Regions from separate parts of the Homo sapiens genome. Here regions 1, 3, 4, 5, 6 and 7 are each linked to region 2. Evidence: chromatin loops called from intact Hi-C (ENCODE). Cell type or tissue: PC-9. All regions are shown on one strand. Region 1 holds the start of CFAP69 (cilia and flagella associated protein 69). Region 2 holds the start of STEAP1 (STEAP family member 1). Region 3 overlaps CFAP69 (cilia and flagella associated protein 69). Region 4 has its middle 24 kb from the start of CLDN12. Region 5 overlaps CFAP69 (cilia and flagella associated protein 69). Region 6 holds the start of STEAP2 (STEAP2 metalloreductase). Region 7 overlaps CDK14 (cyclin dependent kinase 14).

The links. A loop is a pair of places that touch in the nucleus more often than their neighbours do. Peaks named below come from ENCODE experiments on the same cell type or tissue, not always from the same donor. Only the 100,000 strongest peaks of a DNase experiment are listed, where the experiment ranks them.
Region 1: it touches region 2 in a loop (9-fold over the local background); 21 of 110 quality-filtered maps call a loop at or near these places.
Region 3: a loop joins it to region 2, with 23 times the contacts of the local background. A loop is called at or near these places in 71 of 110 quality-filtered maps.
Region 4: it touches region 2 in a loop (10-fold over the local background); 88 of 110 quality-filtered maps call a loop at or near these places.
Region 5: a loop joins it to region 2, with 17 times the contacts of the local background. A loop is called at or near these places in 18 of 110 quality-filtered maps.
Region 6: it touches region 2 in a loop (9-fold over the local background); 22 of 110 quality-filtered maps call a loop at or near these places.
Region 7: it touches region 2 in a loop (5-fold over the local background); 3 of 110 quality-filtered maps call a loop at or near these places.

The regions. Positions count from the first base shown.
Region 1 is chr7:90,242,759-90,246,758 of GRCh38, reverse strand. It overlaps CFAP69 (cilia and flagella associated protein 69), which reads right to left and starts at 1,585. Exons shown (of 23, transcript NM_001039706.3): 1 at 1,215-1,585. The coding sequence starts at 1,334. It overlaps LOC107986819 (a long non-coding RNA gene), which reads left to right and starts at 1,628. Exons shown (of 2, transcript XR_007060423.1): 1 at 1,628-1,682; 2 at 2,680-4,000. It also overlaps a transcript of STEAP2 not described here. RefSeq lists an enhancer at 208-720. In PC-9, no CTCF peak of the experiment used is centred here; a DNase peak (open chromatin) is centred at 1,628; H3K4me3 peaks cover 2,254 bases.
Region 2 is chr7:90,152,825-90,156,824 of GRCh38, reverse strand. It overlaps STEAP1 (STEAP family member 1), which reads right to left and starts at 2,356. Exons shown (of 5, transcript NM_012449.3): 1 at 2,282-2,356. All of the region lies in intron 2 of STEAP2-AS1 (STEAP2 antisense RNA 1), which reads left to right. RefSeq lists an enhancer at 3,600-4,000. In PC-9, CTCF peaks have their summits at 2,235 and 2,434 (motif pointing left); DNase peaks (open chromatin) are centred at 2,384 and 3,964; H3K4me3 peaks cover 1,141 bases.
Region 3 is chr7:90,260,201-90,264,200 of GRCh38, reverse strand. CFAP69 (cilia and flagella associated protein 69) reads right to left here. Exons shown (of 23, transcript NM_001039706.3): 4 at 2,145-2,254. Among named protein-coding and RNA genes, the nearest start is that of CFAP69, 17 kb to the right of the region's middle. In PC-9, a CTCF peak has its summit at 1,584; no DNase peak of the experiment used is centred here.
Region 4 is chr7:90,425,451-90,429,450 of GRCh38, reverse strand. No RefSeq gene overlaps it. Among named protein-coding and RNA genes, the nearest start is that of CLDN12, 24 kb to the right of the region's middle. RefSeq lists a silencer at 3,782-4,000. In PC-9, CTCF peaks have their summits at 1,317 and 1,516 (motif pointing right); a DNase peak (open chromatin) is centred at 1,510.
Region 5 is chr7:90,296,650-90,300,649 of GRCh38, reverse strand. It overlaps CFAP69 (cilia and flagella associated protein 69), which reads right to left. Exons shown (of 23, transcript NM_001039706.3): 16 at 2,820-2,901; 17 at 591-783. Among named protein-coding and RNA genes, the nearest start is that of FAM237B, 23 kb to the left of the region's middle. In PC-9, a CTCF peak has its summit at 2,256; no DNase peak of the experiment used is centred here.
Region 6 is chr7:90,210,160-90,214,159 of GRCh38, reverse strand. It overlaps STEAP2 (STEAP2 metalloreductase), which reads right to left and starts at 2,420. Exons shown (of 6, transcript NM_001244944.2): 1 at 2,115-2,420. STEAP2-AS1 (STEAP2 antisense RNA 1) reads left to right here and starts at 2,525. Exons shown (of 3, transcript NR_110029.2): 1 at 2,525-2,860. RefSeq lists a silencer at 2,258-2,317. In PC-9, CTCF peaks have their summits at 2,177 and 2,378; a DNase peak (open chromatin) is centred at 2,389; H3K4me3 peaks cover 1,670 bases; H3K27ac peaks cover 308 bases.
Region 7 is chr7:90,627,828-90,631,827 of GRCh38, reverse strand. All of the region lies in intron 2 of CDK14 (cyclin dependent kinase 14), which reads right to left. Among named protein-coding and RNA genes, the nearest start is that of CDK14, 34 kb to the right of the region's middle. In PC-9, CTCF peaks have their summits at 2,133 and 2,333 (motif pointing right); no DNase peak of the experiment used is centred here.

The DNA of each region.
Region 1 (4,000 bases), 90 kb before region 2:
GACTGAGAGCCATCAGTTATCAAATTCACATACTTTTCAGTTTTGCCCCTTGCCTGGGAGTATGGCTGTATTGTTGATCTTTCTTGCAGCCCAGGGAGTGGAGAGCTATTGTTCCTCAAAATTCTCCCCGCCCAGAGGGGAATAGGTCCACAAAATCGATTAGGCAAATTCCCCTAACACCTATTTCTCCTCATGCAAAATGCTGTTGCTCCGCAGGTTACTGCGTAAATGTCAGACCTCAGAGAGCTCAACTCTATTCCCCAGTCAACTGACCACTCCCAAGGAACTCTCCAAGGCTCCAGGATGTGAACGCAAGAGACAGGGTTCCTGACGCAGCCTGAGATTTGAGAAGCCTCAACAGGAATTCCCACAGTGGCCCCACACCATTAGTGTGAGGCAGGACAGGGTTCCTCCAGGAATTCGCGGCTTTTAAGGCACGATCAGGGCTCTCTGGGGGATCAATGGAATCCTAGTAGGAAACAAACAACTTGGGGTTTCTAAACACCTCCGCCTCGAATAGAGATCCAAGGGCCTCAAATGGAATTTCTCAACAGATCAACTTCCAAGAGTGAATTTTGTATTCATAACAAAAGCAAACCCAAAACCAAATACAGTACAAGCATAATAAAACAAATCAACTCTATTCTCTCCCGGTTCTCTCCGACCCAACGTGTAACAACCAGCTTCCAATTTCATATTTTAAAAATGCTTAATTTCTAATTTAACAGCGTTTTCCTCCCCTCTGGGTGCAGGCTTTAGTCGCAGCAAATTTAAGCATGGGAAAATTTACATCTATATCAAGAACATCACTCGGTAACAGGGATCTACGTATTAAAAAGTTCAGTTCAAACTGATCAGGTCATCAAATCAAGATTTTGCTAAGAATGATTCCTTTCCTCCCTGTAGCTCTATGACCACTTTTCGAAGAAGCGCGGCAAAACCCCGCCTACTCAGTTTGCTAGGACCCTCCAGGAGGACCACACAGCGCTGGTCCCCAGACAGGATGGTTGACAACAGCCAGCCCCTCGCAACCGGTGCAGTTCGCAGGGGGTGGGGGATCAGGATTAGCTCTGCGCTTGGAATCTCCATCCCGCGGCTTCCCCCATCTTCACTCCTGTCCCCAGTTCCACCCTTGCCACCCCCAGGTCTGGACCCCGTCTCGAGACTTCACTCCCACCCCCTCCACCTCTGAAAGCACAGACACCTGCTCATACCTGCGCCTCATCGTCCTCCGTCACCACCCCAACCACCGGGATTTGACTGGAACTGCTAGACTTGTTCCTGATGCCGGATTCCTGGGCCTCGGCGGTCGCCCCGGCTTCCTCTGTCCACATGGCCGGTGGCGGCGGGGTGGAGAGTGGGGGGATCTTCCTGTCCTACAGTGCGCCCGCAGCCGCTGGGCCCAAAGAGGCCCCGCCACCGAGAAGGGAAGGCAGCCTGAGAGTCGCTAGAGTCGCGAAAGGTCCCAAAATTCCGCCAGGGGCCTAGGCCACCGCCATACAGTCCGCTTAGCGCCGCTGCCGCCCCCCAGTTGACCCAGACCTCTGATCCCGGGCCGGTTGTTAACACAAGCCAGCGCGTTGCTAGGGGGCGGGGCCAGAGGCTACGGAAAGCCGGAGAGCCAAACCACCCCAAAGCCTAATTGCACTCCGCGCCCGGCAGGGCGAGTTTGCAGGCTTGCGGTAAGGAGCCTGCAGGATGCACCTCGGTAGGTAGCGGGGAGTGGTGCCTTAGGCTCCCGGTGTGTTTCGGTCTTCATAGTCTTGCTTCAAACAGGCATGAGTGGGTGGAGGGGTGAGGGATGTCTATGGGATACGTTAGGCGTGATACGATGGACGGATAGTGTTGAAAGCGTTTCTCTCACCCCAGGGAAGTGACCAGTCTCGCTTACATTCCCCAGCTTTTATCTGTACTTTAGTGGCCCAACTGGACAGTTAAATAAACAAACATAAAAGGTATTGTACAGAATGTTAAAAGGCTTTTGAGTCAGTTTATTGAATCTAGAGCGAGTTATCCCTTGAAGTCTCACTTTTCTCATCTGTAAAATAGGACTGTTGTGAGGATTGAATGAGATGACAGTGTTTGTTAAGTGGTGCTTGGCACAGCATCCCGTATGGTCAAGATTATCATTATCTTTATTACTGTTTGAGAACTAAAAATTAAATCCTAAGCCCCACAACCGACTGAACGGACCCCCTTTTGGCCAAGAGGACCCCCGATAAACCTTAAAAGCTGAATTCCTCGCCCTGACGGGACGGAAGGACGGACACGCCTCGCTATACCCCCCTACCTCCTCCCTTTTCACGTCCCCCTCACCCCTGGTTTTTTGAGACAGGGTCTCACTGTGTCCCCCAGGCTGGAGTGCAGTGGCAGGATCGTAGCTCTGCAACCTCCAACCTCTGGCTCAAACGATCCTCCCGCTTCAGCCTCGGGAATAGCTGGGAGTACAGGTGCACATGCCACCAAGCTCGGCTCCCCCTCCCTTTGAGGGCTTAGACTCAACAACTGACCAGCATTAATGTTAAAATGGAGATCAGAAGGCTAACAGAATGGACTCTGTGGCAATAACAAATTATAAGCAAGACCTAAGGCCATGCCAGGCAAGAGTTAAGTCACTCACACCTACACTTAAAGAATAACCTTTGTTTTAACTGCTGCAATGTTTTTATTTTTCTCTAGCTGTTAAATAAGAACTGCCCTCGACATAAGCAATATTGAAATAATTGCAGCTCATCCATGGCCAGATGTTGACTAACAAGACCCTCCTGTTCCACAAGTCATAACTGCAGGTTTGATTGGACAAGGGACCGATTCAGTAACTTTCCCCTGATAAAAGACCACCCACTATGGACTGGTTCTGGCAGGTTTACAGAGACTGAGCACTAGTACATTCATGTCTCTGCTTCTCCTTTTGATGTATAGGGACTGTAATGCATTTAAATGTTAAGTTTCCACTCCACAGTGAGCATGGGATGCATGTCACATGCATGTTTATTCAGCACCCCTCTTAGTGAAGATTCACAGCTCTTCTTACAATCTGTTGAATATGTCTGTTTAGCCAACTCATTCAGCATAAAGCTTCTGCTCCAACCCCACCTCCTTCAAAGTGCCTGTTGACTGTCTCTGTGGGAGCCTGGGCTTCCCAGCCTGCAGAATGGCCAGCCTGCAGGTTGTAACTCATTATAAGAAACAAAGTCTCCTTTCTAAATTTATAGATCTTATGATTTTTCAGTTGACATGTTGTTGCCTATCCATTGTAGACTGAATAATAATACAAGAAGGGTCAAGACTATAATGGAAAGCTTCTCATGATGATCATCAGTATAATTTAATAACTCAAACACCATAACTGAAAATTTAAAAAACTCTAACTCTTTTAATCTGTTTTTTAAACTTTCAAAAATTATTCAAGATTTAAACGTGCATTTTTGTATCTTCCATAGAATTTATGAATTTAAAATTACATATAAATTCAATGAAAATAAATATTACTTCACTTCTCAGAGCTTCTCTCCTCATTTCTAGAATGAGGTTGATAAGTGATTTTGAAGGTTCCTTCTGCCTCAGACGTTGAATATTTCTGGCCCTAAAAGAAAAATGGTAACACTAGATTAGGACTGGCAGCATTTGATTGTAAATCCTAGCCGAAGAGACCAAGTTTTGTTGAGAGTAGTGAGCATTTCTAGCACCTGTTTCCACACTTCTAGTCATTCTTCCGCTTTTCTCATCCTCAGCCCTCTGAAACTGTGAGATCACCAACACTTGGGGTCAAAGTCTATTAACATTTTTCAGTTCTCATCCTGTTATACTAGTCTGTAGTATTTTACACTGTTGACCCCTCTCCTCTTTTTACAACCCCCTTGCCTAGGCTTCCACATTCTTTTTGTTTTTCTTTCATCTCTACAGCTACTCATTGGTATCTTTATGGGCCCAGCATGCTTCTGCTGCACCACTCTGCTGCCTAGCTACTGATAGATATCTTTAGAACCATTCTTAGGCC
Region 2 (4,000 bases):
TATAGTCATGGCGGAAGGTGAAGTGGGAGCAGGCGTCTTACATTATCGCAGTGGTCCCCAACCTTTTTGGCACCAGGGACTGGTTTCGTGGAAGACAATTTTTCCAAGTAGGGGAAGGGGGATAGGGTTTTGAGGTGAAACTGTTCCACCTCAGATCATCAGGCAATAGTTAGATTCTCATAAGGAGCACACAACCTAGATCCCTTGCATGTGCAGTTTGCAATAGGGTTCATGCACTTAGGAGAATCTAATGCCACTGTTCATCTGACAGGAGGTGGAGCTCAGGCAGTAATGCTCGCTGGCCTGCCACTCCCCTCCTGCTGTGCAGCCCAGTTCCTAAAAGGACACTGACTGATACCAGTCTGCGGCCACGGGGTTGGGTACCCCTGCACTAACGTGACAACAGCACCAAGGGGGGATGGTGTTAAACCATGAGAAACTGCTCCCATGGTCCAATCACCTCCCACCAGACCCCAGCTCCCTCACTGGGGGTTACATTTCAACATGAGATCTGAGGGAGAGACACAGCTCCAAACCATATCACCAACATAATAGTTTGTGGGGTGGGGGAGGGAGGTGCTAGGAATGGAAGTGTCACCTACTATAATCAAATGTAAGAAATAATTCACTATGTTTAGAAGATCTTTTAACTTTGAGGGTTGCAGTATCGTAAGGATGCTAACAAATCCACCTACATTTATTCAATATGAATTCATTAACTATATTGTGAACAACAATGTAAGGCAGGAGGAATGCAAAGTTAAATGAGATAAAGCCTCTGCTCTGAAAAACCTTGAGGTCTAGGAGAGAAGGCAGGCATTTCAACTGCATGGTAGAGCGATGTATCCTAGAGGAGGATAAAGTTTTACAGGCAGATGGTGGCATGGGAAGGGAAGTAGAGGAAAAGGCTCAGCGCTGTCTTCTAGACCCAGTCCTGGGGTAGCTAGCAGGTTGGCAGTGTTTGCTGACTGATGGCCACTACAAACGGAGTCTGGGTGGAAAACCAGAGTGGCCCTGGAGAGTTACCCAGCCATTTGTCTGCATGGTAAGGAGACCACACTCAAGAGCAAAGCCAAGGAAAAGCCCATGACAGTGAGGAAGCTTGTTGACTGTGTGGCCCACAGTCAACTCTATGCCCATAAGCCAGGAAAATAAACTATGAGTCAAATAAATTTGTTGGTTTCCATCAGACATTAACCAAAATGAAATTTAAGTTCTACAGTAAAATCTTTTCATAAAAAGAAAAATAACAGAAAACAACCTGGTGTTAAAATGTTAGGAACTCCAGAATTCGACCCAAAGTTCTCTTTCACCCCCTTTTAAAAAAAGTGAAGCATATTTCTAATGCGACTGCTGTTTTGCTGTACCAGGATGGCTGCCCTGGTGTTCCTAAATGTTGGCACAGCCCAACTTACTCATGTTTATGTCCCGCAGTTGAGAATATGAAGAAACCCAATGCCTGGAATACACTGTGGGTTGCATTGCATTTCCAACCTTTTATACTTTCAAGTGCACACTTGTTTTACATTTAACTAAGTGAAGTCGAGTTTTTTGTTTTTTTTTTTCACTGGGCTGTTTTTAAGCATTGCTTTCCCTCTGTGCTTAACATTCATGTTAAATGAATAACCTTTTATTACACGTCAGGATGTGGAGGGAAATGTATTTTACAAAAGTAACAAAGTAAGAAATTTGGAAGTGTACAAAAAATTTATGTCTACAAACACCTTCCAGTGGATTTGACCAGAATTACATATTTAAAGCCTTGATTGACTATTTTGGAGGGAACCTGAACCCCACCCAGATCCTGAAAGAGTAGGGCCAGTGTTCTAAGGACTAAAAATGAAAACCTCTGTTACCAGGAAACCCGAAGACGAGAAGTAGCACGATTTTAAGTACTGTGCACCAGTCATTCGTCAATGCACAGCAAACTCTGGCAACTTTGCCACGTTAAAAAACTTGCCATCAAAATCCAACCTGAGCACAAACTTAATAATCTACCACAACCTTAAGCCCCTAGCGAAAAGGCTTCCTGTGAGTCCCTGGCTCTCCCCAACCCCCGGCCCGGCCACAACCCAGCTGGGCTGGAAGGCAGCGCGCCCCAGAGCCGCGCATAAGCGGAGAATTGAGCAGCGCTCGCCCAGGAGGGCCGCTGTCCAGGTCACGAGAAGGCTTGCGACCCGCTACACCCCTCCCAAGACTGGGAGCGGGCGCCCAGCCTTGCAGGGACACGCGGGCGGACTCGAGGAGCAAACGGCCAGTGAGAACGATTCAAGGGACTCACCCACTCTTCGCCTTAGCTTGACCGTGAGTCTCGGCTGCCGCTGCTGCCCAGAGGTGCGGGCCCCACGCGGCGCCTGAGCCTCCAGAGCGCGGAGCCTCCAAGCCAGCTGCAGGCCCCGCCTCCTTGTCCGTTGCGCGTCCAGCGCCACCTGCTGGCGCCCCGCGTCCGCAGGGTTCCGGAACGTCCTTGGAGGCTAAGACTCCCCAAGTCGCACTCCGGCCTCTCCCAGTTTCCTCTCAAATGCCGTCTGCCCTGCACCTGAGGTCCGTTTCGCGCCCTCCAACCCCTCGCCTTTTGTTTAATCTCCACTAAGGAACGTTTGTGCATTTCTCTAGAGCAGTGGTTCTCAGACTTTAGCGTGTATAAGATTACCCGGGGGCTTATTAAAACACCGATTGTTGGGCTGTCCGCCCACAGTTTCCGGTTCAGTATGTCTGGGATGGGGTCTGAGATTCTCATTTGTAACAAGTTCCCATGAGATATGGAAGCATTCCCAGATCACACTTTGAGATAGACCGTTTAGAGCTTACAAACCCTCCCACACGTTAGCTTATTTATTTTTATTTTATTTTTATTTTTTTTGAGACGGAGTCTCAGTCTGTTGCCCAGGCTGGAGTGCGGTGGCGCGATCTTGGCTCACTGCAACCTCCAGCCCCGGGTTCAAGCGATTCTCCTGCCTCAGCCTCCCGAGTAGCTGGGATTACAGGCGCCTGCCACTGTGCCCGGCTAATTTTTGTATTTTCAGCAGAGACGGGGATTTCACCATCTTGGCCAGGCTGGTCCTGAATTCCTGACCTCGTGATCCACCCGCCTCGGCCTCCCAAAGTGCTGAGATTACAGGCGTGAGCCACCGCGCCCAGCCACCTTATTTAAAACCTAACAGCCGGTCCTGAAGTGGCTGTGATTGACAGTTTGAGGAATCCGAAGCTGAATTTCTGAGAGTGACTTGCTCCCTGAATTGTTCAAATTGTGTACCTTTAATCGCACAAACCCTGCTCCCCAGCCGAAAAAAAAACCCTTAAACCCCATGTTTACTCCGTCCCTCCCTTCCTTGCCTTAGCTTTTAAGTGCAGCTTCCCATATCCTAGCTCAATGAAGTATTCCAAACCTAAAGTAAAGTTAACTGTTAATATTCCAAGGTTTTAGAAAAAGACAACTTGAGCAGGGGATTTACTTCTCTCCGTTGGAACCAGCCTCAAGATAGGGTCTGAGACATGAATTGCAAAATTCTGGGGATTTGGTATACAACATTCTCAGGACTAAGCTGAGTAGAAAACACAAAGGAAAATAAACGCGCAACCACATTTTCCATGATTGTTTTTTATTCACTGCTAGGGCACCGAAGACTGTTCATGTTTTTTTTTTTTTTTTTTTTTTTTTTTTACTTTTTTTTTTTTAATTATTATTATTTTTTTTTATTGATCATTCTTGGGTGTTTCTCGCAGAGGGGGATTTGGCAGGGTCATAGGACAATAGTGGAGGGAAGGTCAGCAGATAAACAAGTGAACAAAGTTCTCTGGTTTTCCTAGGCAGAGGACCCTGCGGCCTTCCGCAGTGTTTGTGTCCCTGAGTACTTGAGATTAGGGAGTGGTGATGACTCTTAACTAGCATGCCGCCTTCAAGCATCCGTTTAACAAAGCATGTTTTAATATAAGTATTTTCTGTAGTCACTGACTTTCCTTGGATTAGTTTAAAGCCCTTTGAAGCTTAAATTACCGT
Region 3 (4,000 bases), 110 kb before region 2:
CTGTACTATTTAAAGTACAATATATCCTATAGAGACAGGACTTTTAATTCATATATATATATATATATATATATATATATATATATATATATATATTTTTTTTTTTTTTCGAGATGGAGTCTTGCTCTGTCGCCCAGGCTGGAGTGCAGTGGCACGATCTCAGCTCACTGCAAACTCTGCCTTCTGGGTTCACGCCATTCTCCTGCCTCAGCCTCCCGAGTAGCTGGGACTACAGGTGCCTGCCACCACGCCCAGCTATTTTTTTTGCATTTTTAATAGAGATGGGGTTTCACCGTGTTATCCAGGATGGTCTCCATCTCCTGACCTCGTGATCTGCCTGCCTCGGCCTCCCAAAGTGCTGGGATTAACAGGTATGAGCCACCGCGCTTGGCCAATTCATATTTTTCAAGAAAAATTAAAGAAGTAGTTGAAAATGGTATTGAGAACTATCACATGAGGATGTATCAATAGCAATATACAGGCCAATTTGAATTTAAAGATATCTGAAGAGCAAGCTACAAAAAGGACAATTTTATAAATGCCACAGAAGTTCATTTCTAGTGTTTGTCAGAATTTGTCATTTGAAACAAATAATGTATTATATTTGTTATCCAGCTGCTTTTTGGATCTCTAAAGTGAAGGACTCTAAAACTAGTACTTTTTGTTCCCAAACTTTTTCCTTTTCTAGCAAAGGACACAATCTATAAGATAAAGCATCAGAAGAGTTTTCAACCAAAAAGTTTATGAAAAAATTAGCATTATACTTCTAATGCCATGAGAAAACCATACTACTTGGAGGCCAAAACGGAAAGGCTTGACATTATTATTCTATTTTTATTGTTTTTATCTTCCAAAAATGTCTTGAAAAGAGAAACAAGTGAGGGTGAGGCATAGAGAAGTTATCTAGACATAAGCTGAAATTAGAAAAGTAGAAAAAATTAACAATGTGAATAATTATGAAATATGAGGGAAAATGAAGACTGCAGCTAAAAAGGATTTATCATATTATACAATTAAACATTCAGTCACAAGTTTTCATAGACAATGAACTTTGTGCAGAGCTCTGTAGGAGCATAGATGTTGAAAGCAATTCTTATAAACTTGGCATTCTAGGATTTGCAAAGCCTTGAGATTTAAAAGTTTTACATTATATAATCGTATGTCAATATAATAATAATTTCCAATTTGTTCCTTGAAAACACCAGAGCAACCATTTATTTTCCATTGTACCTGTCTATTAAAAAGCAAGGCATGGTATAGGCATTCAATATATTATTTTGGTTATTTTATTCAGATATCAGAAAATACAAATTTAAGTGGTTACATATTAAATATTGCTAGTAAATCTAAAAGTGAGAGTTAGAACCTATCATGTATGCATAATTCTACTAAACCTTTCTATTATTTATATATTATTTGTATATTAAAATAAATAATTGCTATCTAAAAAGTTAAATTGGTAGAAAGGTTCAGAAGGTAAAATTGTCCAAAAGGTTTATTCCTCCCTACTACATTACATTTAGCAACTAAAAATGGATATTTTAATATATACCTAGATTAGCCACTATGTGGCACCAAGGAAGCACCATATACTCAGTTCCCAGAACTTGTTAGAGAACCAACAGTAGAAAGAATAAGACATGTTAATTTTACAATTCTTATCTCTAACTTACATTTTTAAAATATATATCAAATGTAATTGGTGATTTTTATTCTTCACTCAAATTTCAAAAATCAAATAAAACATGACATATATAACCTAATATATCTTTGAGACTCAAATTTTCTAAAGACAGAGAAAAAAACTAGACTGAAATTATAAGCATATCCATAAGTTCACTCAAAGATTTTCTGAAAATACTATAATTCCTTGGTTACATCTAATATTTAGCATTTACTTCAGAGTAACTAATTACAAGAAAGCATTTCAATATACTTAGAATTTAATCTCTTGTGGCTAGCAATCTCAGACCACAGCAAACTGATTACCTGAAATGCCAACTGCTGGAATCAAGTGATGAACTGAAGTTTTCTGAGTTCTGTAGCAATCTGCTACACTATAATGCATAGTATGTTTGTGATATAAGAAACATAATAAAATACTCCATGTTACTACAAAATAAAGTTAAAGAAAGATAACTTACCCACACAGTTTTATGATATCATATGCAGATTCTATAAAACGAGGCTGGTTTTTTATTTTTCCTGAACACAGATTCAGAATTTTAAATATCTGTGCTAAATCCCTTAATGGCTTTAATATTTTTAGTTAAGAAATAAAATTCAGATTAATATCTTTATTAACATATTCTTTATAGTATTTCTGTGAAGAAAGTCTATAGAATTCCAACTATTTTGCCAAATGTGGTAGATACTGTTTTAATTATTCTTATTTTGAAGTCTAAAAAAGGAAATTTAGAACCATATTTTTAAAAAAACCATTTCATTTTTGCCTCAGTAAATGCCTACTCAAAATTTTTTTCCTCTCACAACTTTAGAATTGGATTACCAACTGCTACAACACAGATTCAGTTGATCAATAACTTCCCACTGGCAATGAGTAATAGCACATTGAAAACATTAACTTACTGATTAGGCTCAATTATACCCTTCATCTTCACCCCCTACCCCTGCCCACACAAACATATGCTGTCTCAGAATAAGCAACCTAAACATTACTTTACTCCACTATTTTATTAATATTAAACTGAGATGCATTTTCCTGTGTTTAAGGCTTAAATTGGTTAGGATTTTATCTGAAACTAATATGAAAGCAAAATATGGACTTTCTAGATATTCAGATAAAAGCATCTTTTATTTTATCTATTTAAAAATCCTGCTGGCTCACGCCTGTAATCCCAGCACTTTGGGAGTCCGAGGCAGGTGGATCACGAGGTCAGGAGTTCGAGACCAGCCTGACCAACATGGTAAAACCCCGTCTCTACTAAAAATACAAAATTCGCTGGGCGTGGTGGTGCCTGTAATCCCAGCTATTCAGGAGGCTGAGGCAGGAGAATCGCTTGAAGCCGGGAGGCGGAGATTGCAGTGAGCTGAGATCATGCCATTGCACTGCAGCCTGAGTGACACAGTGAGATTCTGTCTCAAAAAAAAAAAAAAATCCTATTGGCACATAAACACATTTCATTGATTTTGTTTTACAGCTAAGAAATTATGGTAGATGTGACTTACACTTCTTGGTTGAATCTTATTACTCCTAGCCTTTTTCTAGGACCTTTTAGGAAAAGATGGGAGAGCAGGGTACACTGGAAATAGAAAGCTCTGTTAACTTCCTAGAGAAGTGACCAAGATACTTCTCTAACTTTGCTAAGTTTTACAACTTCTATAGCCAGCCTATGAGAGGGATTTAGAAATAGAGCCAATTGCCACCAACGGTTTAACATGAAGAAAAAAAAAATGGAGGTGTTGAGATGTCAGGTTAAAATAGGAAAAGAAATCCCTGCTAGTAGACATTTTCAGCTACCAGTAAATAGGGCTTGATATACACAAGCCCTAAGATGGAACAGGTCCAAATAAAACCAAGGCTAAAACATAATAAAAGATTTAGATTAAATTATAAGAAACATTTTCCTGAATGGAAGTCTTAAGAGGTTTTGAACTGGAATGAGCTAATATTAGAGCTTGATAACTTTTCTTTTTTTCTTTTTTTTAGAGACAGGATCTCACTCAGTCACCCATACCCAGGTTGGAGTACAGTGGCACAAACATAGCTCACTGCAGCCTCGAATTTCTGGGCTCAAACGACCCTTCCACCTCAGCCTCAGCCTCTGGAGAAGATAAAACTACAGGTGTGCATCGCCATACATGGCTATTTTTTTTTTTAGAGATGGGGTCTTGCTATGTTGCCCAGGCTGGTTTCAAACTCCTGGCCTCAAATGATCCTCCTGCCTCAGACTCCTAGGGTGCTGAGATTACAGGCATGAGCCACAATGCACGGGCTTGATAACTTCTTTAGACCAAGTCAGACAACTGTTCAAGATCA
Region 4 (4,000 bases), 270 kb before region 2:
CTTACATGGCAGCAGGCAAGACAGCTTGTGCAGGGGAACTTCCATTTATAAAACCATCAGATTTCATGAGACTTATTCACTACCATGAGAACAGTATGGGAGAAACCACCCCCATGATTCAGTTATCTCCATCTGGTTCTGTCCCAGACATGTGGAGATGACAATTCAAGGTGAGTTTTGGGTGAGGACACAGTCAAACCATATCAGAGGAGATGGACATTTTAAATATGACATGAAACTAAAACTATAAAGGAAAATACTAGTAGTGGACACAGTAGCTCACACCTGTAATTCCAGCAATTTGGAGGCAGGAGGATTACTTGCACCCAGGAATTCGAGACCAGCCTGGATATCATAGTGAGATCTTATCTCTACTAAAAATAGAAAAAAAATAGCAGGGTGTGGTGGCACACGCCTGTAGTCCCAGCTACTTGGGAGGCTGGGGTGGGAGGTTTGATTAAGCCTGGGAGATTGAGGCTGCAGTAAGCTATTATCATGCCACTGTACTCCAGCCTGGACAGCTGAGTGAGGCTCTGTCTCAACAACAACAAAAAAGGAAAATCCTGATATACCTGACTATATAAACATTAAAAACTTTACAAAGCAAAAAATAGTCACAAAGCAAACTAAGAAAAATATTTTCAATGCAAATGACAGTACATTTCTTCAATATGCAAAAACCTTTTACAAACAAGATGCTTATGAACCAGTAAATCTTTAAAAAATGGGATGAATATGTATGTTGGCGCTTCACTGATAAATAAATACCAATGGCCAAAGAAAATAAAAAACAAAGAAAGAAAGGAGAAAAATGGTGGGGCAGAGGCGGGGGGTGGGGGAGCCATAAAAAGATAAGCTCTCTCATTCATTAAGAAATAAAGACTGGCCAAGCGCGGTGGCTCACGCCTGTAATCCCAGCACTTTGGGAGGCCGAGACGGGCGAATCACAAGGTCAGGAGTTCGAGACCATCCTGCCGAACACGGTGAAACCCCGTTTCTACTAAAAATACAAAAAAATTAGCTGGGCATGGTGGCGGGTGCCTGTAGTCCCAGCTACTTGGGAGGCTAAGGCAGGAGAATGGCGTGAACCCGGGAAGCGGAGCTTGCAGTGAGCCGAGATCGCACCATTGCACTCCAGCCTGGGTGACAGAGCGAGACTCCGTCTCCAAAAAAAATAAAAAATAAAAAATAAAGACTAAAACAAAAATTAACATATTTGATAATACTCATTGTTGGGATGATGAGAAGAAATATGGAAGTTCGAATTGGTACAAACTTCTTGGGAGGGTGAATTGGCAACATCAGCATTCTAAGTACACATATCCTTTCACTCAGAAATTCTACTTCTCCATCTTTATCTCATATAGTTAAGTATATAAAATGTACAAGGATATTTATTACAGTATTTGAATAGCAAGTTCTCATTTAAGTGGATTTAGCTAAGGAAAATAGCGTATGAAACCATTTCTTGGCATTACTTAGGTTAGCCACTAGATGTCATGATTGTTCCACAGAAATAAAGCTATAGCCAGGTGTATAAATCAAATTGGGAATACTTTTGTTATGTAGTCCTTCACTTTAAAATAAGTAGTTCTTATACATGCCACCCAGCACAACTCTAAAACAAGGACAGTTTGCCACATAACAAAATGATCTTCAAAATGCCTTTTAGATATCTAAAGAAATCTCAGTGAGTTTTCATATGCTTTCATGAGGCTTTAGTCTCTTAAAAACGCTAAAATTGGGTAGGTTCATATGGTGTGATCTGGGGGCTTTCGGGGGAACTCAGGCTTCAGAGAATCTCACCTCTAACATGTTTGTCACCTGAAATCTCACCACTGAAGATTCATTGTGGGGAGGTTAAAGTTTCCAATCTTTAGAAGTGGCATTTATTTTTTATTTTTCTATATAGTTTTAAAAAACCTTTGGCTTCAGCCAACCCTATAGGAGTGGCATTTTAAACTGTAAAATATCTCTGCGTGGAGTGACCCCCTCAAGTACTATTGCTGAATCGTTTTAAAGATTCTTTGGGTTTTAAACAAGAACGAGGCCCACGGTGAATAAAATATAAGACAGATGCCCAGGAAAAGGGACAGGGTGGGTGACAGTGCACTAGGAAGAGGTGGCTTTAGCCTGGGCTCTTATGTTCACTCTGGTGTCCCTTAAGCTAAATATGACACAACTCAGTGTGACCTTACTACTGAGAAATGTGAAAACATGAGAAAACCTAAGGCCCTAGATAACATTTAGCTTATCAAAATCCATATCATCACAGATGCTTCCTGATGCTCTCACATAGAGCTGCATACTTTATGCTAATGTAAAATAAATCATCACAAACAGATGAGGAAACAGATATCACTTATTTGTTCCTGTACTCATAATAAACTAATCATTAAAACAAGCATTCAAACCAAATCCACATTTAGTTTCTGATTAAGAAGTTCCAAATATAAGAATTGCATGTAGACGTAGGGCTAAATAAGTATTTGGCCATAAAATAATAATCTTTTTTTTTTTTTTTTTTTTTGAGATGGAGTCTTGCTCTGTCACCCAGGCTGGAGTGCAGTGGCGCGATCTCGCTCACTGCAAGCTCCGCCTCCCAGGTTCACGTCATTCTCCTGCCTCAGCCTCCTGAGTAGCTGGGACTACAGGCGCCCGCCACCACGCCCGGCTAATTTTTTTTTGTATTTTTAGTAGAGACAGGGTTTCACCGTGTTAGCCGGGATGGTCTCCATCTCCTGAGCTCGTGATCCACCCGCCTCGGCCTCCCAAAGTGCTGGGATTACAGGCGTGAGCCACCGCGCCTGACCTAAAATAATTTTTTTAAAGAAAAGAGTAGGTGATAGAGATTAAACAGGAAAGTGAATCAATAGTGTTAGGTGATAACATTTAGCAATAGTCGCGCCTTAACTTAGTTTTATATCGAGATAAAATAAAATAATGACAATGAACAGAGTAGAAAAGGCCTCATCTTGGCAAATGAAGATGTGGAATACCAAACTTGAAGACACAGCTGTTTTTTAGATATCTTCCATTTGAAAGAAATTGTATGAACAGAGTAACATGTATAAGAGTGGTTTTTTTTACTTGTATGTATTTATGAGGTACAAGTGTAATTTCGTTACACAGATAGATGTTGCAGTGGTAAAGTCAGGGCTTTTAGGGTATCCACCACCCAAATGATGTATATTGTACCCATTAAGTAATTTCTCACCATTCAACCCCCTTCCACTCCCTCACCTTCCTGAGTCTCTATTGTCTACTATTCCACACTATATATCCATGTGTACACATTATTTAGCTCCCACTTATAAGTGAGAACATGTGGGATTTGACTTTCTGTGTCTGACTTGTTTCACTTAAGATAATGACCTCCAGTTCCATCCACATTGCTGCAAAAGACACTTCATCCTTTTTATGGTGGAATAGTATTCCATTATGTATATATGTATGTTATTTATAGACACCAATCAATTCCTAATATTTTCTGTCCACGGAGCATTCTACAATTTTTAAAAGCAGGTTTACATGTTATTTTATTTTTTCATGAAGAATTATTTTTTGTTTTGATATACAATTTTTTTCTAGTCTATCTAAATGAACTAAATTACATATTCTTTAGCCTTAGGCATTTCAAGATGAGGAAAGTAAGTCTGAGTATTGAGTTTTGAACAAATTTTTATCTAAAAAGATAGAATGGCATAAATGCCCAGTACCCTCTCCCCCATCCCTAGCCTGGGAGCAGAACACTTACAGCTCTGGCATACATCTCCAAAGGGTGGACATGGAGGCTAACTGATGAAATATAAAAGGTTCTTCCTGGCCCATGACTCACATGTGTACATTTCATATTTCCTGTCCCAGAATTGAAAGGTTAGGGTGTGTCTTCAACATGATAGAAGAACAGCGCAGTAGTTCCAGTCTGGGCTGAGGGTTGGGTCTTTTTAATGTGTCTCCTCCACCTACCCCAACTGCTGTCCAACACAGTGGAGCCAAC
Region 5 (4,000 bases), 140 kb before region 2:
AAAAAGAAAAAAATGTAATATAGCAGTATGGAATATGTAAATGAACTAAAAATTATGATACTGTAAGTCTCATTAATTTAGAATCTAGTAATTAAAATTTTTGAACATTTGGACTATTTTTATTTAGGAAACAATATCTTCTTTCATATAAAAAGTAAACTCTATAAACATTAATCAGATCATGTTGCCTAATGGATTTAGAAAAAGGAAAAATGAACAGAAATGTATAAAATACCAAAATATTATTTTGAAGCAATCTATTTACATCTCAATGAAATATTATTGAATCTATCTATAAAAGCAGAAAACCCAAAGAAGCATCTTTAGGAACTACTTTAATTTTTTTTTTAGTTAAAAGAATATAATTAAATACCATTTCTTAAAAATATTCTCTAAAAATATGAACCTACTACTAATTTACTTAGTTTTCTTCCAGTCACTTAGGATAGCAAATTTTTCAAACCCTTGTAAAAAAAAAAAAAAAACTTTAGACAAAGGGGTGAAAGGCCTGATGCTTTCTTAATACCATTTAAAGATCTTTTAAAATATATACATTAATTGCTTCTACTAACAATTATAAATATACTCACCAATGATCTTCCCATTTTTATCACGTTTTACTCCTAGTTCTTTTTCCTCCTTTCTCCACAATTTAATTAAAAGACTAGCAGCTGTCTGATCCTTCTTCCCTTGCCAAGCATTGACATGAGCTGCAGTTTTGGGATTATCACAAAATTCAACCATTATTCCAAGTATTAGATTACAGAATTTTTTTTGGTTCAACTTTAGCAAGGAAACAGAAAAGGAAAAAAGTTGCAATAAATATTAAGAATTATTGTCTTCAAAAAAAAAAGAGAGAAACACTTCTATTATCATTAAGTTTCTTCTAAACTCAGAGTCAGGAAAATCTCCTGTTAAAATGGACACCCATTGTAATGACTATATTTTCAAACATTAGAAATTTAAAAGGATAAAAAGTAAAAGATTTAATATAATTCTGAAGTCATTATAAACATATATCATGACCAAAATGTGACTGATGTGGCTGAGTTGGAAAAAGATTTGCACAAATAAGTGAAGATGTTCATTTTAAGTGGCGAAGCTCGATAGTGTTATACAGAGTTCACTGTAATTACAGGATCTTTCCAATTTATATGCTTTATTAAGGCTTGTAAAGATTCATACTAACTGTAATCTCTTTGTTATTAAGAGAGTAACTGATGGTAACTGCAAATGACAATCACATATGAAAATAAAACAAGATGTAATTTGGTTTTGTGGCAATCATCATCCATAAAAGAGTATTTAAGGATTCAAAAAAATTCTCCTATTATAAAGCATATTTCCTTTATTTTGCTACAAGTAGTTTTCAGTACACCAAAATTTAGGTATAGAAAATTCCATCCAGAGCAATGGCCTCCATAATCTAATTCTTCTATGTGAAATACTTTTTGTTGATTAACTTTTACAGTATACTGTTATTTGAATATAGCAAAGGAAATATGTAAGCTTTTGTTTTAATTGCGAACATCATCAGTTTCCTTTTATAAAATGAAAGGATAATAATATTACCTGCAAAGGGTTATTATGAGTTATATGAGACTCCCTGGTACATAGTCAGCTCTCATTAACATTTAACCATTATTAGCAGTTATCATTACATACTTTATATTTCAGCAGAGTTGTATTAAGCAAAACACTCAAGGAAATGAGTTTTTTTATTTCTCTACTTCAGGAGACAGGCAAATGTGAAAGATTGAAATTGATATAAAATCTTCATTAAATAATATCTGTAATTTGCAATTAATTTGGTTGAATCAGCATTAAATATATTCTAGCAATAATATTCATAATAACAGTAAATACAGGAATCATGTTAGGCACTATATTTAATCTATAATATATATGTATGCATGCACACTTAGATGCACACACAGACATACAATCACTCATTTAATCCTTCCAACAATACAATAAGATATATAATGTTGTTATCTCTGTTTTACAGGTAAAGAAATCGAAAAGAGAGAAATGAACTAACTTTCAGGGAGGTTAAGGGGCACAAATAATTTTAGCACTTTTGCTAAATCAAAGTAGGTTTGTTATTCTGTTAATAAAATCAAGAATAGTGGCAATCATAGAATCACGGACAGGGAGCGGGCTAGAACTCTGTGTGAGAATCTCTCTCAAAATTTTATTGAAACAAAATTGTACGTTTCCTCCCATATCATCCTGACTATGGATTCCAGTTAGAATTGAGGCTAGTAAGGGGCTATATTCTTCACAGCTGCTAGATGGCACTGTCTCTATTGGAAGGCCTAGCTTGCTCACATCTGCTCATTCTGCAAAACAATGGTCCATGAGTCACTAGACTTCTTCAGGTTACCTCCAAATAATACATAGTTCTTTAAAAATGCTTATCTTTGCTCCTTGTCTAACGTGGCCCTTATCTTTTAATATCAGGGGAAGAAACTAGAAGTTATTAATAAATGACTATGGGTTTTCATATGGTCAAGCTCTTCACAAACTGTTTCTTAACAGGTTGATGGAGTACAAAGAAAAACAAATTCTTTGTTCCCGTGTATTTGAAAACACTGAAAAAACACTGGTAAAATGACTTTCCAACCAGAGGAATTTTCAGAGCCTTTAAAACACTGTGTATTATGAATTTCTAGGAGCAATTTTGTTTAAGACCGTACCTTTGAACATGATTTGGGGCACATTTATTCATAGACTTGTGCTCTGTGGCATTCAGTTTGGAAACGGCCTTTAATAGACATATTTGTCTTTTGTCTTATGATTGTTATAGCCATACTTACTGCTAACAAATCCAAAAGGAGAAAAATGCCTTCCTTTTCAAGAAAATAATCCTCTGAGGGATAACATCCCAAAATACAGCACCTTAAATTAAAAGAAAGTTATTCATTTGACAAACATTTATTGTTAAACTGAATTTGTACAGCTTTATCTTTATCAAAGCATTTTCAAAGAATATGTTTTCTTCATTTTCTTAAATCAAGTAGCTAATGTTTTTACCTAAAAAAATAGAACTTTGAAGAAACTTTACCAGCGTTGTTCAGTTTCAACGTTTTTAAAAATCAATATCCATTCTTTTCCATAACTGCCTATTTCTTTCCTACAAATAAAACATTCTCCTTTGCTTTCATGATATTAATTATTCTTAGTGATCATCTCTGGCTGGTCTCATAACTTTTTTTGCAAGATATATCCATTTATTGTTGCTGTAAACCAAAAATAAAATTCTAAGCCCCCCAACCAACTGAACGAACCCTTCTCTCAGCCAAGGCATTCCAAAGTAAACTTGAAAAACTAGTTCAGGCCATGATGGGAAGGAGGGGTTGGACATGCCTCATTATAACTTCCTCCCTTTGGAATTCAGGCACAACTGACCAGTGAGTATTAACGTTAAAACAGAGATCTTAAGAATGAAAAAACAGACTCTTCACAGCAATGAGATACCAAATTCCAACTTGACTCTGGTATAGCATCACATGACAGTAGGCTCTGAAAGAAATCAAAGTATTTTACCCCAAAATATATTCCTTTGACATATTTTTAAATGGTCCTGCAAAGCTGTCTCTTCTAGGGAAAATCTACATTCTGTAGCGAATCCCCTCCCCTGTCCAAGTATTTTCCAGATCCAGGAGAGATTTAACTAAGTCCGGCACCTTTTAAGGTCTGATAAGAGACATTTACCAACTATTCCACATAATAAGAAACTTGGTCTCAACAATCCCTTATTTTAACTCAGATACTCCTTTCTATTGATCCCCAGTTTTTAGATAATAACTTACCCATTTCAACAGATAGCAATCAGGAAATTTCTGAATCCACCTCTGACCTGTAAACTCCTGCTTTGAGTTGCCTTTCCTTTCCGAATCAAACCAATGCACACCTTATGTGTACTGACTGATGTCTTATATCTCCACAAAACGTATAAAACCAAGCTGTAGCCCAACCACCTCGGGCACATTTTCTC
Region 6 (4,000 bases), 57 kb before region 2:
GGTGTCTATCATCTCACCTGAACTCTGCAAACATTTCCTAATGGGTCAGCCTACTTTCTCTTTTGACCCTTTCCAAACATCTCCACAGCAGCTAAAATCATCTTAAAATGTAAATCGTCATAAAATGTCTCTCCTTAAAATCGGTGCTCCTTGTACTTAGAACTACAGCCATCTTCCTGACTATCACGTAAAAGGTCCTGAATGAGTTAGTCCCCGCTTCCCCTCTCTAACCTTATCTGTATATTGTCCACCCACAGCATTCTCTTCTAGAAAGAGAAAACAACAACCACTTTATGTACCTTGGGAGCTTTCCATATACTGTTCCATCTCTATAGCAGAATAATTCACTCAGCCCTTGTTAAATTTATTTTGTAATATTTTATATAATTGTTTCTTTACTGTTTACTATTTCCCCCATTGGACAATAAACTGCACGAGGGAAGAACCATGTTTGTCTTGTCCGTGATCACTGCCTCCACATTGGCTGGCAGTGTAACTAAGGATGCAATAAAAATTCTTTGTTATGGAATACATCAAAAAAATTCAGGACAAAAAGACATGTAATAATTCTCTAGATCAGATTTCTCTTTTTGCTGAAAACACATGTGGGCCCTTAAGGGGTAGGTGATTTATCAATGTTATTGTTATGTTAATGTCTCAGTTACCTCAATGTCCTGGTTTCTGGCCCAGCAGGGATAAATACATCTCCTGATGTCCTATGTCCTTTATCACGCCTGCAGTCTTACTCTTTCACATTTTTGGTGTATCTTCTTTCTCACTTTTCTAACTCATTTACAATCCTTTCTTTAAAAATTTGTCTTCACCTGTCCTGTTTTTTCAGTACTAAAATACAACTATGTTCATTCACCACATTTTCCATAGCACCAGTACAATAAAAAGTGACTTGGATAAAGCTTTTCATTTCCTTACTGCACAATTTGCTCAAGTTGTCATTCTCAATATTGTCTCATTTCCCCATACCCTGACAGAGTGACTAGCTAAGAGGCAGAGAGTGCAGCCATCCCAATGGCAGCACACATAGTTACTCTTTATGTTTCTAAACATCCTGCAAATTATTTAGGACGGGTGTTTTGTTTTGTTTTGTTTTGCTTTTCCATTAAATAGCCTCTAAGCTTTGAAGCAACCAAGAGAGAATCGGAGTAAAAAAATTATAGGGTTAAAGAAAGAAAAAATAAACAGATCAATAAAATGAAGAAATAATAAAGTGGAGAAAAGGAAGGATGGGGAGGTGGTTTAGAAAACAAAAAGGGTTCCAAGCAGCGGGGCTGTTAAAAGGACCAGAATCTAAGTCAGGAGGTTGGGGGTGGGGGTGGGGGTGGGGCAGGAGTCTGAATTCTTTTTCTCCTATACTGATGAGCGATAATTAACTATGGCCTGGACTGTCTTTCCATCTAAAAAACTAACTGCCCGAGGAGTAAAAACTGACACCAATCCTTCTCCACGGGGTGGGAGAGATAATAAATGGAAATCTTCCAACAAAAATGCTCTTTATCTCTCTGCTCTATTTTAAGAGCAAGATTTTTAGGGCATAATTTTCAACAAGTTTTGGCTGAGGCTGAACACAGGGTTCAAAGATAATTTAGGACAGTCAAAGAAGAGGCCAATTACTTTCTAACAGAAATGGCCTAAACACCACGATTACATTACTGGGAAATAAACCAAATGACTGCTAGAAATACCTGTTCGCAAAGCAGCACTGCATGATCTTCCATGAAATGCCCTGCATCAACCCAAAGTAGCAGGGAGACTATCAAGGGGGCGAAAGTAACCTGCCTGTCCTTTCCTGCTGGGACACATCCTACCTGGGACAATGTCTCCTTGCCTTCTTTCTCCTGGGCCCAACCTCAGGACTTGCCCTTAGCTCTAGGAACCAAGAGGAGGAGGAGGGGGAATCAGTGGAACAGACACCCTTCTCCACCCTTCTCACTTTCCACCTTAAGGTGCCAGGAGATGAGGGACCCCGCAGCTCAGGGCGGACGCCCGGTGAGGGCGCAGAATCGGGGAGGATGGATGCAGCGCGTGGCGCAGACTGCATCTTGACCCTCAACTCCGCCGCCGCTACCTTCTTTCGCGCTCCTCCCCGACCCGCTCACCTCCGCGCCCCCCGCGCCCTCCACGCCGGGCAGGGGCGAGCCTTGCAGCTCCCCGGGAGCGGCGCCGACTCCCCAAGGGCCCACCCGGGGGCCAGGGCCTACGGACTGCACCTCCGACTGGCGGTTGCAGGGTGGCTGCCGCGGCGGTCGCACTCCAGCTGCTTCCCCGCCTACCCAAGCTGGATCGCGAACAGCCAGGGGAGAAGGAAGGAGGGAGGCGCGCGGAGGCCGGCTTGGCAGCGACGCGCCGCTAGGGGCTGCGTGCCCGGACAGCTCGTGGCGCCGAGGGCCCGAGGAACGCTGACTGGAGTCGGGAAGAGCCGTGGAGCGCGGGGAGGAGTCGGGGAGCTCGGAGGGGGCGGGGGTGTGTGAAGGGAGCCGGGCTGTGTGGAGGGAGCTGGGAAGGGCCCAGAGCACCGAGGGGGAGCCAGCAGTGAGTGCACTGGGGAGCTCCACACACGCGGCTCCGCAGCTTTGCGCGCCCTTCTACCGCGAGCGGCTGAGTATCCGCCTGGCTCCCCTGCGGGGTTCCTCCGTGGTCTTCCGGAGATTCTTTCTGAAGCAGCTTTAGAATAGTCAAGCCTATTTTTCTACTCCATTTCTTTTTGTAATGTGGGGTCACCTTTCCGCTCTAGAAATTGCTTTTCTTACGCGATTCCCACCCCAACTCTCGCCAAGGGCCCTGGTTCTCATCTCCCCAGTCTTAGCTTCTGACAAGCCTCCAAGAAACTGCGCTTTTTTCTTTTGTAAGTGTTCTTTTGCCTCATGTTTACCCTATCCCAAACGTCTTTTGACTAGACTGTGTCCTTGGAATAAAATGTTCGGAAATGCCCTTTCATGAAAACTCCCTCGGATAGGAGGACCCTCACAGACCCTGGACTGCAGAGATTATTCTGTTGACTTTGACCTTCACTCTAGCTGGTGCCGCGCGAGCTTTGGTGTGGGGGAAAGGAAGGTTAGGCCGTGAGTCAGGAGACCTGTGTTCCTGCGAAAGCCATTTACCTTCTGGGGCCGCAATGGCTTTGAATGTTTCAGGGGATCCCCTGAGAGCACCTTTGGCTCTGGGTTTCTGTAAATTTTCTCCCTGCGGATTACCAAGTAAAAGTACCTTTTATCTTTTGTGTAGAAGGTGTCAGTAGAAGAAGCAAGAGATCTTTATTCCCAAATATAAAATCAACTTACCAAAAATTCTCAAATTTGGGGAAATTTTTTTCATACATTAGTAAAGTACCATTTCAACAAATTAAGTTTAAAAATTATCCCTCTAGGTGGTTTATTAACCAGACCAAAAAAACCCAACAACAACAACAACGAGAGGGGGGTCTTAGATCGATCACTGGGGCACTGCACTTTCCCCTTTGTAGTCCATACACAGATTAACCTTTGTAAATGCTGCTTTGGAAATACATCCTTTGTTTGACTTGAAATGTAACCCCTCCCCTACCGCCAAATATTATTAAGGTTTAAAGTTTAGGCAGAAGCTAAGGTTTTAACGATGTGTCAGGGTGTGGAACCATCGACAGCTGGTAGAATACTTTCCATTTTGGTTACTGGAAACAAGTCATTAAATCTAATATCAATTTTAATAATTTCACTTCAACAAAACTGTCAAATAATGAGATTCGTGGAGTTTTTTCTAGTAGTTCCTCTGGAGAACTTGTGGAGAAAATTCATGAATCTTAGCAGTTAACGGAAAGTATATTGCTTTTCCATATATTTTAAAAAACTATAGAATTATATAACTTCCCCACGGGGATATTAAAAGAAATTGCACTTTCTAACTTCTATAACCATAAATTATCATGTAAAACATGTAGGTAAGCCATATATTTTAAATATGTTTAAAAGCTCTCTTAACATGGGCTTTGACTATTGAGAAAATAGAT
Region 7 (4,000 bases), 480 kb before region 2:
TTGAGCTTCCTGTATCTTTCTAGCTCCAATTAATGAGCAACATTCTAGCCAGATCTAGGCAGACTAAAATCATGTGCTTGAAGGGACTTTCTGCTGCGAAACCTCGTAACCCAGTCCCCGAGGGCCTTTCTTAGTACCAACTGTGTACACTGTGCACTACTCTTTTGCCTCTGAGCTTTGTGGTCCACTCCAAACCAACTGCTGAACAAGACACAAAAGTCTCCCCAGTCTATAAGTCTTCATGGGTTTGGTTGTTAATCACTAAGAAACAGATAAACATGGAACTGTCAAAAAATCCTTACAATAGTGGCCCCTAGTCTAAGGATCTTAACTGCTTCCCAGAAAGGTAAAACATACTCTGCTTTTATTCACTCATTAATACTACCCCACCACTACCATACTTCCCCACTCTACCTCATACCTTATCATTAGCCAAATCCCTTCCTCCAAGGTGGTCTGCTCTCCCTAAATGAAAATGCAAGTGAAGCAGAACGGTGGGTCTCAGGTGGACAGTCTGCCTTTCTGAGGAGCCCTGGCTAAGAGTCACCATGTAAGCAAGGCATTTTCTACATGTCCAGTCATTCATGAAACATCTGCTGTGACTTATCACATCATGACTTACCTTATCAGTGATAATGTAGATCACCCAACAAATTCAGAAAAGTTATGTGAGCAGCTTAGAGAAATAAACCAAGACCAGAAGGCAGAAATCCTTGATTCCATGCTGCTTCCATGAGAAGGGGGGTTCTGAATCCTATCAGAGTACCACCACCTTTTGATAGTAAGTGTTTGTAATATACAGAGATGGTATGCATGCAGAGAAAGAAAAACAACATAAAGTCCAAAATGTAATATAAAAAGAAAATAAAAGAGATTAACTTTTATTGTCTTTCATATGTGTGATTTAGGTACACACACACACACACACACACACACACATACACACCCCAAGATGTAAATACTCAGAGATAACACCACCAAATGATTTAATGATGTAGTGAGATGCTTGCAACCACTTTTAATGGGTAAATTTGGATTTTAAAAAAGTAAAAAAAATTCACCTGAATATTCTCAACAATTTTTATTGGATAATTTAGAATAAGGGCTAAATTTGTATGTACACACACACATATACATAACCATCATATTTCCTACAAACGTGTATTAGTGCAGTTATATACATAATAATTCAAATACCACAAACATCACTGCTACTAAGGATGGGATTTGCCAGAATGGTAGACGTTACTTTGTAATGTTGCTAATAAGTCAAAGTACAACTTTTGAAGTACTCAGCAGCTGCATTTCTGAAAATTTCAGAATACAGTCATGTGTTGCATAATGACATTTCAGTCAACAAAAACTTCATATATAATTCTGGTCCCATAAGATTATATTATCATATTTTAACTATACCTTTCCTATGTTTAGATACACAAGTACTTACCATTGTGTTACAACTACCTACAGTAACATACTATACAGGCAGCCCAGGAACAATAGGCTATACCATATAGCTTAGGTGTGCAATAGGCTATACCATCTAGGTGTGTGTAAATATACTCTATGATGTCTGTACAACAAAAAAGCTGCCTCATGACACATTTCTCAGAATGTGCCCCCATCATTAGTGATGCATGACTGTATGTGTATTAAAACTGGACATACATAAATATAGTTGTCTTTAAATGTTAAATGGAGTTGGGTTTTTGTTTTGTTTTTTGTGGTTTTGTGTGTGGTGTTTTGTTTTGTTTTGTTTTGTTTTGTTTTGTTTTGTTTTGTTTTGTTTGAGACAGTGTCTCGTTCTGTTGCCCAGGCTGGAGTGCAGTAGCACTATCTTGGCCGCTATCTTGGCTCACTGCAACCTCTGCCTCCCAGGCTTAAGTGATTCTTGTGCCTCAGCTTCCCAAGCAGATGTGATTACAGGCGCACGCCACCACGCCTGGCTAATTTTTGTATTTTTAATAGAAATGGGGTTTCACCATGTTGGTCAGGCTGGTCTCCAACTCCCGGCCTCAAGTGATCCACCCACCTCGGCCTCCCAAAGGACTGAGATTACAGGTGTGAGCCACCGCACCCAGCCAAGTTAGGTTTTTGGTTTAGGTAATTACAAATAGGTTTTTCATCAATTGAATCTCCAACATGGACATTCAAAGATTTTGCAAAAGGCATCAAATAAGCATTCACTTAGTTAGCTGTTCTGTACACTACAGAATGTCTGGCACCCTTTAACCCCTGCCCACCAAACACCAGTAGCACACTTCATTATTTGGGACAACCAGTAGTTCCCATCAATTTCCAAAACACTCCATTAGAGGGCAGTACCACTCCTACTGAGACCCACTGAATAAAGGCATCCTAAAAGTATTGACTAGGGACAGACAGACACCAGACCCAGTGCTAGTGAGACACTAGGGACAAAGTGATTAAAAATACAGAGCAAGAGCTTAGAGCACAGTGGGGAAAGTGACATTAAACAACTGTCCAAGTAATTATGTCAATACAAAATACTATAAATGCCATGAAGGAAAGCTATAAACTGCTAATTTAGATGGTGGGGTGGCATCAGACTTGAGGAGTTTGTGAACTACTAAAATTCTTTTATTAACTTGGAGACATAAGTAGGGTTGGCAGCTGTATAATTTTGCCATGAAAGGTCATTTAAAAATATTAATAATAACTATCATTTGTAATTGCCGTAGTAGCAAGAGGCAGTAATGAAATCATCTCTGAATTTAAAAAAATATATATAAAACAAAAAAGTACTTTTAGCTTGGTGGAAAACCTCACTACATTTTTTTTAATGTCTTTGCTGCAGGCTGGTATAAGACAGCAGCATTTTGCTATCATATACTAGATCTCTACGTGGTCTCTGGACCAGAGTCATCAACATTACCTGAGAGTCTGTGAAAAATGCAAACTTTCATCTCAGACCTACTGCATCAAATCAGTCTCACTCTCTCTCTCTCTGTCTCTCTCTCTTCTTAAGGGTCAGGGTCTCACTCTGTCGCCAAGGCTGGAGTGCAGTGGTGGGTGTGATCATAACTCACTGCAGCCTGCAACATCTGGACTCAAATGATCCTCCCGCCTTGAGTCTCCTGAGTAACTGGGACTACAGGCACGCAACCCCATGCCTGTCTAAGTTGTTTTTTAAATATATATATATTTTTAGAGACAAGGTATCTCACTATGTTGCCTAGGCTGGTCTCAAACTCCTGGCCTCTACTGATCCTCCTACATCAGCCTCCCCAATCACTGGAATTACAGGCATGAGCCACTATGCCTGGCCCAAATTTCATCTTAACAAGATCCCCAGGTGATTCACATCCACACTGAAGTTTGAGAAGGACTGTGGCAGAATAGATCATATGGACCCTCAATGGCTGAAATTCAGCCATAGCCATCTACATTTAAGAATCAGTAATGGCCTTTAACACTTGGAAGTGATTGAGGAGTCCTGGAAAAATCAGGGTGAAAAATGAAACAGAAAGCAGGCAAGCTGCTATAACAAAAGTTATCTTGGGGTGGGAAGGAAAGCAAACAAGCTAGAATCCTAAAAAATCACCTTTCTGGCCAGGCACGGTGGCTCACGCCTGTAATCCCAACACTTTGGGAGGCTAAGGCAGGTAGATTACTTGAGTCCAGGAGTTCAAGACCAACTTGGGCAACACAGCAGAACCCCGTCTCTACAAAAATAAAAATAAAAATTGCCATGCATAGTGGCACACACCTGTGGTCCCAACTACTTGGGAGGCCGAAGTGGGAGGATCACTTGACCCTGGGAGGTCAAGGCCGTAGTGAGCCATGATTGCACCACTTGTACTCTGGACTAGTAGAGCAAGACCCTGTCTCAAAAAATAATAATAATTGAGAAGAAAAAAATGAAGTGCAAATCACAAACAAAAAGCATTCACAGCTTTGCAGTAGATTTTAGGAGCATAAAACTGAGTTGCACGGCTCCTATGTGGGAGAATCCCTCCAGGGATTTCGCTAAATGCTG